Linked DNA regions of Mus musculus: region 2 is linked to region 1. Evidence: chromatin loops called from intact Hi-C (ENCODE). Cell type or tissue: heart. All regions are shown on one strand. Links, peaks and the distances in the headings refer to the core of each region. The heading gives the core; the rest is flanking DNA.

Region 1 (5,379 bases), core at 138-5,137:
AGAAAAGCTAATTGCATCTGCTTTCCTTTCCTTTAGGTTCCCAATCAAGGACAGGAATAATGAAGAAGGCTGTGTGCTAGCTGCATCCTTTTGAACCACCCAGGAAGGAAATCCAGAGTGTGGTCAGGGGCAGAACACATGCAACCCTTGGAGTGAATGAGGAATGGACTCGTGATTATGCAGAGGTTGCAGGATGAATCTGGTCGACCTGTGGCTGTCCCGCTCCCTCTCCATGTGTCTCCTCCTCCAAAGCTTTGTACTGATGATACTGTGTTTTCATTCTGCCAGTATGTGTCCCAAGGGCTGCCTTTGCTCTTCCTCTGGAGGGTTAAATGTCACCTGTAGCAATGCAAATCTCAAGGAAATACCCAGAGATCTCCCTCCTGAAACAGTTTTGCTGTATTTGGACTCCAATCAGATCACATCCATCCCCAATGAGATTTTTAAGGACCTCCATCAACTGAGAGTGCTTAACCTGTCCAAAAACGGCATCGAGTTTATTGACGAGCATGCATTCAAAGGAGTAGCAGAAACCCTGCAGACCCTGGACTTGTCTGACAACAGGATTCAAAGTGTGCACAAAAATGCCTTCAATAATCTGAAGGCTAGGGCTAGGATTGCTAACAACCCATGGCATTGTGACTGTACTCTCCAGCAAGTTCTCAGGAGCATGGCATCCAATCATGAGACAGCACACAATGTGATTTGCAAGACATCAGTGTTGGATGAGCACGCTGGGAGACCTTTCCTCAATGCTGCCAATGACGCTGACCTGTGTAACCTCCCTAAAAAGACTACTGACTATGCCATGCTCGTCACTATGTTTGGCTGGTTCACCATGGTGATCTCTTATGTGGTGTACTACGTGAGGCAGAATCAGGAGGATGCCCGGAGACACCTTGAATACTTGAAATCCCTGCCAAGCAGGCAAAAGAAGGCAGATGAGCCTGATGACATTAGCACTGTGGTATAGTAGCCATGCTGGCTGGCACTGGGAAGGGAGCTTCTGTTTGTAGGAAAATAAGTGATTCATTTCCCCCTTCATTGTACACATTTAAAACTTTGTATTTTAGTTTCTTTGGAATCATGCCACTGTTGAACTTTACACAAACAACACTAATAATTTTAGTTTAGGTGATCTCCCCCCCCCCCATTAATTGTGACCTCTGGTTCCTGAGTAACAAACTCTCTGAACATTAGTTAGACCCATCTCACTATTTAATAATGAAATTTATTTTTTTAATTTAAAACTGAATAAAAGCTTAACTTTGAACCATGGAAAACAGTGTGCCTTATTGGTTAAGACACAATATAGTCAGTGCACTTGCACCGAAGTAAAACAGACAGCCCTGTGACGGTAAGACTATCTCATTAAAAGATGATGTGTCATTCGGCCTCATTGCAGTCTGGGGAGCCAGAGCTAAATTGTTGATCAGTTAAGAATCTGCCAGATTTAGCTAGCCAAGATGTTTATACAGATGTATTTCTCGAGGACTTGAGTGTATTAGAATGTCTGCTGGCAAGCATCTACTTTTCTAAACGGGTAGGTCAGACATGCTTCTACTCTGTGATGGATGAAATGGGAAAGTAAACAATGCCATGAATCTTATCCTCCTGCTGGCCTTTTGGTGGGCAGGAGTGTGTGGTGAATCCAGGAAGAGTTAGGCTTGGGAAGGAGGCAAGCACGCCCTCAGCGGACGCTCTGTGTGGGTATCCGGATACTGCTACTGTCCATACCTCTCACCACCAGAGGAAAAAGTGAACACTGGCCGTGCATATAAAACAGAGGTCCAGCCACCAGCCAGGTGTTAGAGCTTGAGTTTGAACTAGGTCTTTTCTGTTTTGTTTTGTTTGGTTTGGTTTGGTTTTTTTCAAGTCAGGGTTTCTCTGTGTAGCCCTGGCTATCCTGGAACTCACTCTGTAGACCAGGCTGGCCTCAAACTCAGAAATTCGCCTGCCTCTGCCTCCCAAGTGCTGGGATTAAAGGCGTGCACCACCATGCCCGGTGTACCAGGTCTTTTCTAAATAGAGGTATTTCATTGATAATCCTTTCAAGTTGGTTTACAAATGCAGAGTTTACATGATTAAAATGACCAACATGAAATTGAATGAATTTTGTTACTATATGCTCCTGCATATCTGCCACACAAAGGAGATAGTCTGACTCAACTATGGGCAGAGATCCTGGAAGCACATTTGACTTCTGTAATGGGGAGTGATGGCCTTGTTTGTTTGTTTGCTTGCTTGCTTGCTTGCTTGCTTGCTTGCTTGCTTGCTTGTTTTAGGATGAATGTGTCAGGTAAGCATGGAGGGTCAAAGCCATGGGAGCATAGGGACAAAGATGTGGAAGTGAAGGTAGAGAGTAAGATACAAGTCCCAACCCTATGGTGACTTCACACTGAAGAATGTCATAATCTGTTATCCCATGCCACTGATGGAACACTTACTATGCATTAGTAGTTTTCTAAGTTATCTTAGTTAATGCTTCGGAAGCTCTATGAGATACTTCTATATAATAGGCCCAGAACCCCAGCAATTTTGGAAAGCATAGCATATGCACAAATATTAAGTTTTGAGAGATTTGAAAATTGTATACGTCTGCACATGACATACACTCTGACATTCATGTCCTGCCATTCTGCCACAGACTCAACTATACAAGGTAGCTGGTTCCTCTGGCACATTGGTTTACAGAAAATTACATGACAATTCCATTTAAAACCAGAGGGGAACTTCTGTGTATAAGGCCCCTCGAGGAAAGAAGCTAGAGTGCCCCAAGTGAGGCACAGGGCCCTATCTAACCTACAAGATACTGTCTTCAGGATGTTAAAACTCAGTTTCATCCCCCTTGAAGGCCGGGAGTGCTGACTGTAACCATAGTCTGTTGAAAGGCCTGCTGAAAAAATCAATAAGACACTCAGAGCAGTGGTCACTGTGTGCTCACACCGTCTTTAGCCATCCCAAGAAGTCTAGCCAAAACACAAAGATAACTCTCAGATGTGAGACTTGGGATGTGGGCCTAGAACTGCTGTATCCAGGGAGACTAAAGTCAGATGGCCTGCATTGCCTTTGGTTTGGAGACAGTTAGACCCATACTGAGGAGACAGCGCCGCCTGGAGGACAATGCTAAAATGCAGTGTAAGTACTAACTGGAAAGAGGCAATAAAGGTTTAGCTCTAACAGTTTTGAAAATTTAACAAAAGTATTGTGTTTATCTGCATGTATGAGTCACATTCATTTTGGAAAATCTTCCAGAGGTGGATAAGATAATCCATTCCAGGTCATTCCTTCCAAAATCATCTTCATGCTCTTAGTAATGAAATGTTATTTTCCTCGTGGCCAATCCATTAGTCCAATAAATTGTCTTATAAAGGAAAGGTCTCTGAGGACTTGGTGAGAAGAGTCACATACTATACTTGAAGTAATGAAAAAGAGTTAAATAACCACACATTTGGTTTGCAATTCCTCATGTAGAATTGAGAGATACCACAGGTTATCAGGAACTTCCCTCCTTGATTTCTCTATGTAGATTGTCAGGTTATAGTGTCGTCGGTACTCCAAAAAGAAAAACACTAATTTACGTGTCCATGAATTGAATAGAGGATTATTAGGTAATAAAAATCAAATAAAACAACTAAAGTAATAGATTACCATGTCAATTTGTGACAGAACAGAAGGGAAATGACCTCATTGCTAGAGCTTACGAATGTCCACCCACTAGGCCAACAGTGTATAGAGGTGATGAGTGAAAGAGTTGCTACCTGAGAACCTGAAGTCTTGACCCTATATCTGTGTCTCATTTCCCACTGCCCTGCAGGAGTTCCTATTCACAGTGAACTACAGGAAGACTTTTTAAATCCACTTCCATATTATTGTCCTAGGCAGAGAGCATCTGAAGTTCTAATACATTAAATAGTAATATTTAAAGTACCTTTTTCCAGTCTGTGATTTCTCTCAACCTCCACCTTTTAAATTAAAAAAAAAATGCCCCTGGAATTTTAATCTAATCTTTGACAATGTGCTTATCTCTCAAGCAAAGCAAATCATAAAACATGCCAACTCAACTAGAACACATTTAAAAGTGATAAAAACTTACATAATGGAAGACAGACCTTCCAGTACTACTTGGACAAATTGTAATCACTCTGTATAGTCTGCAGGGTGAGCAGTGTTCTTTTTCATGTCTGTCTCTGATTCCTCACAGTAATTCTTGCTCTGATATCACCAAGCATACAGCAGTCTAAGTGCCCTGCATTTTTCTTATTGATGTATCTTTTAGACAGTCGGTCTCTCGGCTTACTGGCAGAGGGATGAAATGGAAGACTCTGCTTATCACTGTTCAGCTTCTGAAGGCAGACTTCCTACAGTGTTGCGGTTGAGAGTCCTGGGAAGAGTCTTATCTGCCGAGCTCACAGATACAGAAATTGAAAGCCTTGAAGCTTTGGGGATTCACATCTGTCTTTAAGTTTCCTGTAGGTCGATCTTCAAACTCTTTCCTCCCCAAGGTCCTCCTGCTCATGTTGTTTTGATGAACAACAATAAAAATAAACAATAAAAAGCAAACTAATACAGGGGCAAGCTCAACTCCCACAGGTCTGTTATGAAACAGAACCCAAGAAAGGAAGATCTGTATGCTGCAGTTTGAATTGATCCAGAATGCATTCAAAGACCCATCCAGGATCTACAATATTTTTCTTTTAGCTCAAGAACATTATGTTTTAGTCTTTCAAATCTACTAAATGGACAGAGAGTTCCATTTTTTCAGAGTAGTGACAGTGAAGAGAGAACTCTAATATATTTTGATAATGTATTGATGGAACTTCTTCAGCATCAAAGAAACCAGGAGTTTCTTGCTTTCCCAGCCTCCTCTCTCCTCTCATCCTCTTCTCTCCCTCTCTCTTCCTCTCTATTCTATTTCTCTCCCACTTTCACTCCCTCCTCCTACTTTCCCCTCTCTCAGTTCCTCGCTTCCTTTCTATCTCCATATTTATATTACACAACTGAGTTTCAAAAGCCAGAAAAAGAATTGGTGAGGCACTAGAGAATAATCACATTGAACAACAATTCTGCTCAGTGGTGCCCTAAGTTTGAGACTGGGATTTCTAAGGAAATTCATAATTGTTTTTTAAAGCTGTCCCCAAGTTCAGTGCTAGCAGTGAGTTAATCAACTTCATGATGTATGTCCCTTTCAAGTCTGGCAAATGTTCTGCAACTTATTAGTAAAAAAGAAAAAGGTAAGTGCATTTGTTTTCTTCTTGCACGTATGCAGACACTGAATGACAGCCAGTCTCCAGATCTTACCTAAGAAGTTGCCTTGAAGAGCATACTGTAGCTTTCCCTGGGGCTCAAACCAAACCCTTATACTCTCTTGAGCATATT
Region 2 (5,379 bases), core at 248-5,247, 1.0 Mb before region 1:
GGGACAGTAATTTCAATCATTCTTTTCATGGACACTTATCCACTACCTTACTATCTAACTTTTCTTCTCCACGCTCGCCTTCTATACTGTCTAGAAGTACGTATGTCTGGAGATTTGAAGATAAGTACCTGGCAAGTTACACTGTAAAGTATCTTCTCGAGGCCCTGCAAATGCTGAAACTGTTTTTCTGCTCTTCATAGAAACATCCTTTTTATAAACAACACTTGTCGATAGAAACGACTGCTACCCCAGCCTCATCGAAACCTCAACCAAACAAAGAAAACAAGGAACAAAAATGCCAACCAATACCAAAGTTCCTTAGTGTGTTCAAAAGGCGGGGAACTAGGATCCTCTGGAAGGGATGTGTTAAAGTCCCTGAAATGTGTAAATTTTCTGTCCAAGCTGCTGGCCTCATCTACTAAGTCCGGTGTTTTGTTTGGGAAATGACCCTGGTCTGAACTCAGTGCTGAGTAAGTGAAATGCTGGAGTTATCGATCTGTCCTGGGAGCCGCGTTCCAACTGCTCCCGCTGCACTTGCTAAGTCCACCTCCCTCCAGGAACTGAGCTCTGCAATCCTCCAAGTTCAGGCTTAAGCACCCCCTCACCTCCGAGGGACACCCCTGGGCCCCCACACGGTGTACACGGGAGGCTGACGTAAGTAAACTCTTCTTTTAATCCCGCGGGCGGTCTCTAGCCTGCTGTCAAAGTCGTCCCAAATACCCTCTCTGCGGAATGAGCCTTTTCTGGGGAGGCGCAACCCGCAGTGACCATTCAAGTGCACATTCCTCTGGGACAGGCCGCCGGAAGCCGTAGCATACCGGGCACTATTTTCTGGTGCTGCACTTATGGAGGGTTGGCCCGGAGGCTCGCATTATCGCGGTCCCCCCACTCTCGGTGTGCACCCTGAAGTTTCCGGTGAGCATTGTTCAGCAGCCTGAGCCTTGGTGGAGGCGAAAGCAGAGAGAAAGGGCACACGGGGCTAGGCCCCGACTGCAGCCTGACAGGGCGCCCGCCGCACCACGCTCTCACCCCGCCCGCGTCGCCCGCGGCCCACGAACAATGCGCCCGCCCGCGCCGCACTCACCACCCAGGTCAGCGCCCCGTCAGAGCCCGCGAGGCTGGACTTGGCCATGGCAGCGCCTCCCGTGCAGGCCAGGGGCTGCTCGCGCTCCGGGGACGCCGGGCCCGCCGCTCGCACTGACCGCTGCGCGCAGCACTCCTAGCCGCGCCCCATCGCGGGCCCGAGCCGCTGAGGAGGCCGCGCTGCCCGCCGCCCTCAAACTCGAGCGCGGCGCCCGGGCCTACAGAGTGGTCGAGGACTAGGAAGGGCTGGCGATGCGGCGCGGCCTTCCGGGACCCACGCGGGCGATTGGGATCGCGGATGAGGGACGAGGTTGAAGCGGGCCGGCTAGGACTCGCGAGCCAGAGCCCTGACAGGAATGAGCCGCTGCTTCTCCTCAAGCCACCGAAGCCGCAGAGTCCTCGCCGCGGTCGCCGCAGCCTCAAAGGCCGCCACTGCCTCAAAACCGCCCAAGCGGCGTCTGAACCGGTCCTCCGGAGCACAGTCCAAGAGGGACAATAAACAGAGCCGCCGTGGTGGCCTCCCTTTAGTCCGGCATAACACGGCACACACAGGCGCGCTCCGGGAGGGGGAGGGTGCGGTGGTCACCGGCTGTCAGTCAACCATGGATCGTCCAATCACAGCCTTGTCACTACAGTACTTCGACCAATCCCAAAATTTCAGGCCCCTAGGGGGGCGGGACCCGAGGGGAAAACGTCATTGCGGGTAGCAACTGAGAGGCAGACTTGGGTTTTTTGTTTGTGTCTGAGAGAGAGTGTAAGGGAGAGCGAGGCGAGTGAATGGGGTTTCCGTCAGAAGGGAGAGCAGGCGGCTGTCAAGAGTCATTCCGGGGCATCCAAAGGAGCCGGGAGTCCTGGGACAAGGGCTGTGGAAACCTCCGGACTGTGTCCTGCAGACTTGCCGCGAGGCCGCGGGGGGAGCGGGAGCGGGGGGGGGGGGGGGGAGGGTTGGGGGCAGGGAGGCAGGAAGCCCTAGCCGCCCCCAGGGACTGGGCCCCGGAGGGAGCTAGCGAACTGCAGACGGGACCGTGCGCCGCCTAGAGCAGCCGGACCCCGCGCTCAGGCCCCAGGTTGCTGCTGCATCCGCCCGACCCCCGACCGACCGTCTCTCTGCCTTGCCCCTAAACAGGGCAAGCGGTCTTCAGTGCCACCAGTTAGGGAACTTGGGGTGCTAAGAGTGCCCAGAGAACGTTCCCGGGAAGGAATGCGAACGGGTCAGGACTCCCTTTTCTGGCTACAGACCTTTCCTCCCAACAATGCAGACAGGTCCCTGTCACTTCTCAGCTTTCAGGTACACATCATGAAATAGACTTTTTTCGTGTGGAAGCTTTCTAAGAATAAAATTTGCAACGCCAAAGCTTTTGGCAGATGGAAGAGCTCTTGACTTCACCCAGCCTGTAAATGGAATTGCATTCAACAAGTTCTCTTTGGGCATACTCCCAGCCATGCTCTGTCAGGCGTGGCAATGGGTTTAAAGGGACAACAGCCTCCTCCGACGTCAATCTTCCAAGAGTGACTAACAGGAGGACACCACACCGAAGAACTTTACCCAGCTAGAGCTAACAACTTTCTGTGAAAGTATTTCCTTGAGTCTCTCCGGCAGCTGAGTGCTTCCCTTAAGGGAAACTTTGGGGTCACACCTCTCAATCGCTGCTGCATTCTGAATCCAAGTGGGGAGCTCTGAAACACGGAAATCATTTCAATGTAGTTCTTAATTAGCTCTCTGGAGACCGTGGAATTTCAGTTTATTTGGGGATTCTGACTAAGAACACCAAAACCTTTCTTTACTTTGAATCTAGTGTTAAAGCTTATAAAGCGCTAGGCAGGATCTAAGCTGGGCTGCGCCCCTGACTCTAAAGCACCACAGTCATGTTACCAGCTTTCCCAAGTCCATCATCGGGCCTTCTTACCTGGGGACTTATACTCATTTATGTATTGTGACTTTACATCCCTAAGTACCCAAATACTTCATGTTAGAAAACAGATGATTTTAAAGGTTGGGAATTTTACAGATAAATGTATGTATGCTTATATAAAAGCCAAGCTGTCCCTTTCTCTGATTTTGAGAGGTCTTGCTGTAGCTTAGGCTGACCTTGAACCCTTGATCCTTTATCTCAGGCTCCCAATCGCTGGGATTCCACGAATAACCACCATATTCAGCTCTTGTCTTCTTTTTAAAACATCATTTTAAAAACTCTTAAGCTTCAAATTTTGAACCCAAAATCCAAATAGTTAATTAGTAAAATTCATCTCCCTCTGATGCACTGTTTAAAAGTCATTGGCTTTATAAGTGTAAATAAACTTTTCTAATTATTGTTACTAACCTAGGGGCTGGAGAGATGGCTCAGAGGTTAAAAGAACTTGTTCCTCCTCCAGAGGACCCTGGTTCAGTTCCCAATACCCACGTAATAGCTCAAGACTTTTTTGTAACTCTAGTCCAAAGGATCCAATGGCCTCTCTGGCCTTCTTGAGCACAAGGCACACAAATGGTGCACAGATATACACACAGGCAAAACAATTGTATACATAGTTTTTTTTTTTAATTCAGTACACAAAATTAAATGAGCAAATGAATATTTTAAAGCAGACATTTGTGACAATTAGGTAAATCCCAACTGCTGAAAGACTTTTTATAATAAAACCAGTTGCTCAAAATTTGACCACAGAGTTTCCATCAAGAATACTGTTCAGTAAGTGTATCGTAAGCAGAGATCCTGAGTCAGACCCATGCAGGTTCTCTGGCTGTTGGTTCAGTCTCTGTGAATTCCTGTGGGCCCAGGTTAGGTGATCCTGTAGGTTTTCTTGTTGTGTCCCCCTCTTCCCCCTACAACCCTTACCTTATTTCTTCTTGTGGGACACCCAACAGTGGTAGTGGAGGGGGTGTCTCTGACATTTTTGCCTGCTTTTGGGATGATTTTCCTCCTACTGGGTTGCCTCTTCCAGCTTAATATAAGGGGAGGTCCCTGGTCTTATGGTAACTTGATATGCCATGATTGGTTGATATCACTGGGAGGCGTGCTCTTTCCTGAAGGGAAATGGAGGAGGAGTGTTTTGGGGGAAGAGGGGAAATGGAGGAGAAGGACTGGGAAGAGAGAAGGGAGAACAAACTGTGGTCCAGTTGTAATACATGACAGAATAAAAAAGAAAAAAGCAAAGAAAGCTTTCTTTCACTCAAGAACCAAAAATGGTGTTCATTCTCTAACCCAGTAAAGATGTAAAGCATTAAAGCTGAGTGCATTTGTAATTTGTTCTTCTAAATATTAAAAATGGATTTTCTCATATTTCACATTTAGAAATAAGTATATACATTTGCAAAGATATTTGTATTTTCATTGATATACTCATGTCTTTTAAATTATTTCTATTTATAAAGTATTTTTCAAAAAGGAATAATATCAAGTAATTTCAATTTACAGACTTTATAACAATAGCTGTTTCATTAAAAACTATATCAAGATTGGAGATTAGTAGTAGATAGTGGTTGTGGTGGTGGTGATAGTGATGATGATGATGATGATAATGATGGTGGTGGTGGTGATGGTGGTGGTGACAATGATGGTAATGATGGTGGTGGTGGTGGTGATGATGATGAGGATAGTGCCATGTACAACTTAAGAAAGTACACCTACCCTGAGCTATTCCTAGTCTTTTCTTTTTGTTTTGTTTCATTATTTTTACTTTTTACTTTGAGACAGTCTCTCTAAGTTTCCCAAGCTGACCTTGAACATTCTATCCTCCTACCTCAGATTCCACATTAAATGGAATTATAGCCCTGGGCTACCAAGTCTGGCTATATTTGTCCTTGTGTCTTTTAACTACTATATACTCATTGTATATGTATACCTACTACATTTGAAGACAACTTAAATTCAGTAACAAGCATGGCTCATAATGAAAAACTTTTGAAGTCAAATCTATGTCCACAAGTATAAAATATTGTATATATAATATTATATATATGTATATATGAATATGTATATCTATACATATACATACACACATATATATATAAGTTTCTCATTAACAACCATGGAAGTTCAATATCAGTTGTTGCTTTGGGTTTCTGTGTCTTTTGCTTTGACAGTGTTTCACTATGAAGCCAGCAGAACCACTATCTACTACTAATCTCCAATCTTGATATAGTTTTTAATGAAACAGCTATTGTTACAATACTCTGTAAATTAAAATTACTTGATATTATTCCTTTTAAAAATACTTTATGAATAGAAATAATTTGTGGGGAGCCGCCCTCACATTCGCCGTTGCAAGATGGTGCTGACATCCTGTGTTCTAAGTGGT

What was found. Peaks named below come from ENCODE experiments on the same cell type or tissue, not always from the same donor. Only the 100,000 strongest peaks of a DNase experiment are listed, where the experiment ranks them.
Region 2: it touches region 1 in a loop (2.5-fold over the local background); 10 of 42 quality-filtered maps call a loop at or near these places.

What each region holds. Positions count from the first base shown.
Region 1 is chr14:15,353,419-15,358,797 of GRCm38, reverse strand. Lrrc3b (leucine rich repeat containing 3B) reads left to right here. Exons shown (of 2, transcript NM_146052.4): 2 at 37-1,283. The coding sequence starts at 194. The coding sequence ends at 973. Among named protein-coding and RNA genes, the nearest start is that of Gm31577, 34 kb to the right of the region's middle. In heart, for the core only: a CTCF peak has its summit at 3,116 (motif pointing left); a DNase peak (open chromatin) is centred at 3,067.
Region 2 is chr14:16,361,432-16,366,810 of GRCm38, reverse strand. It overlaps Top2b (topoisomerase (DNA) II beta), which reads right to left and starts at 1,605. Exons shown (of 36, transcript NM_009409.2): 1 at 1,085-1,605. The coding sequence starts at 1,132. In heart, for the core only: a CTCF peak has its summit at 2,130; DNase peaks (open chromatin) are centred at 890, 1,100, 1,740 and 2,530; H3K4me3 peaks cover 2,899 bases; H3K27ac peaks cover 2,626 bases.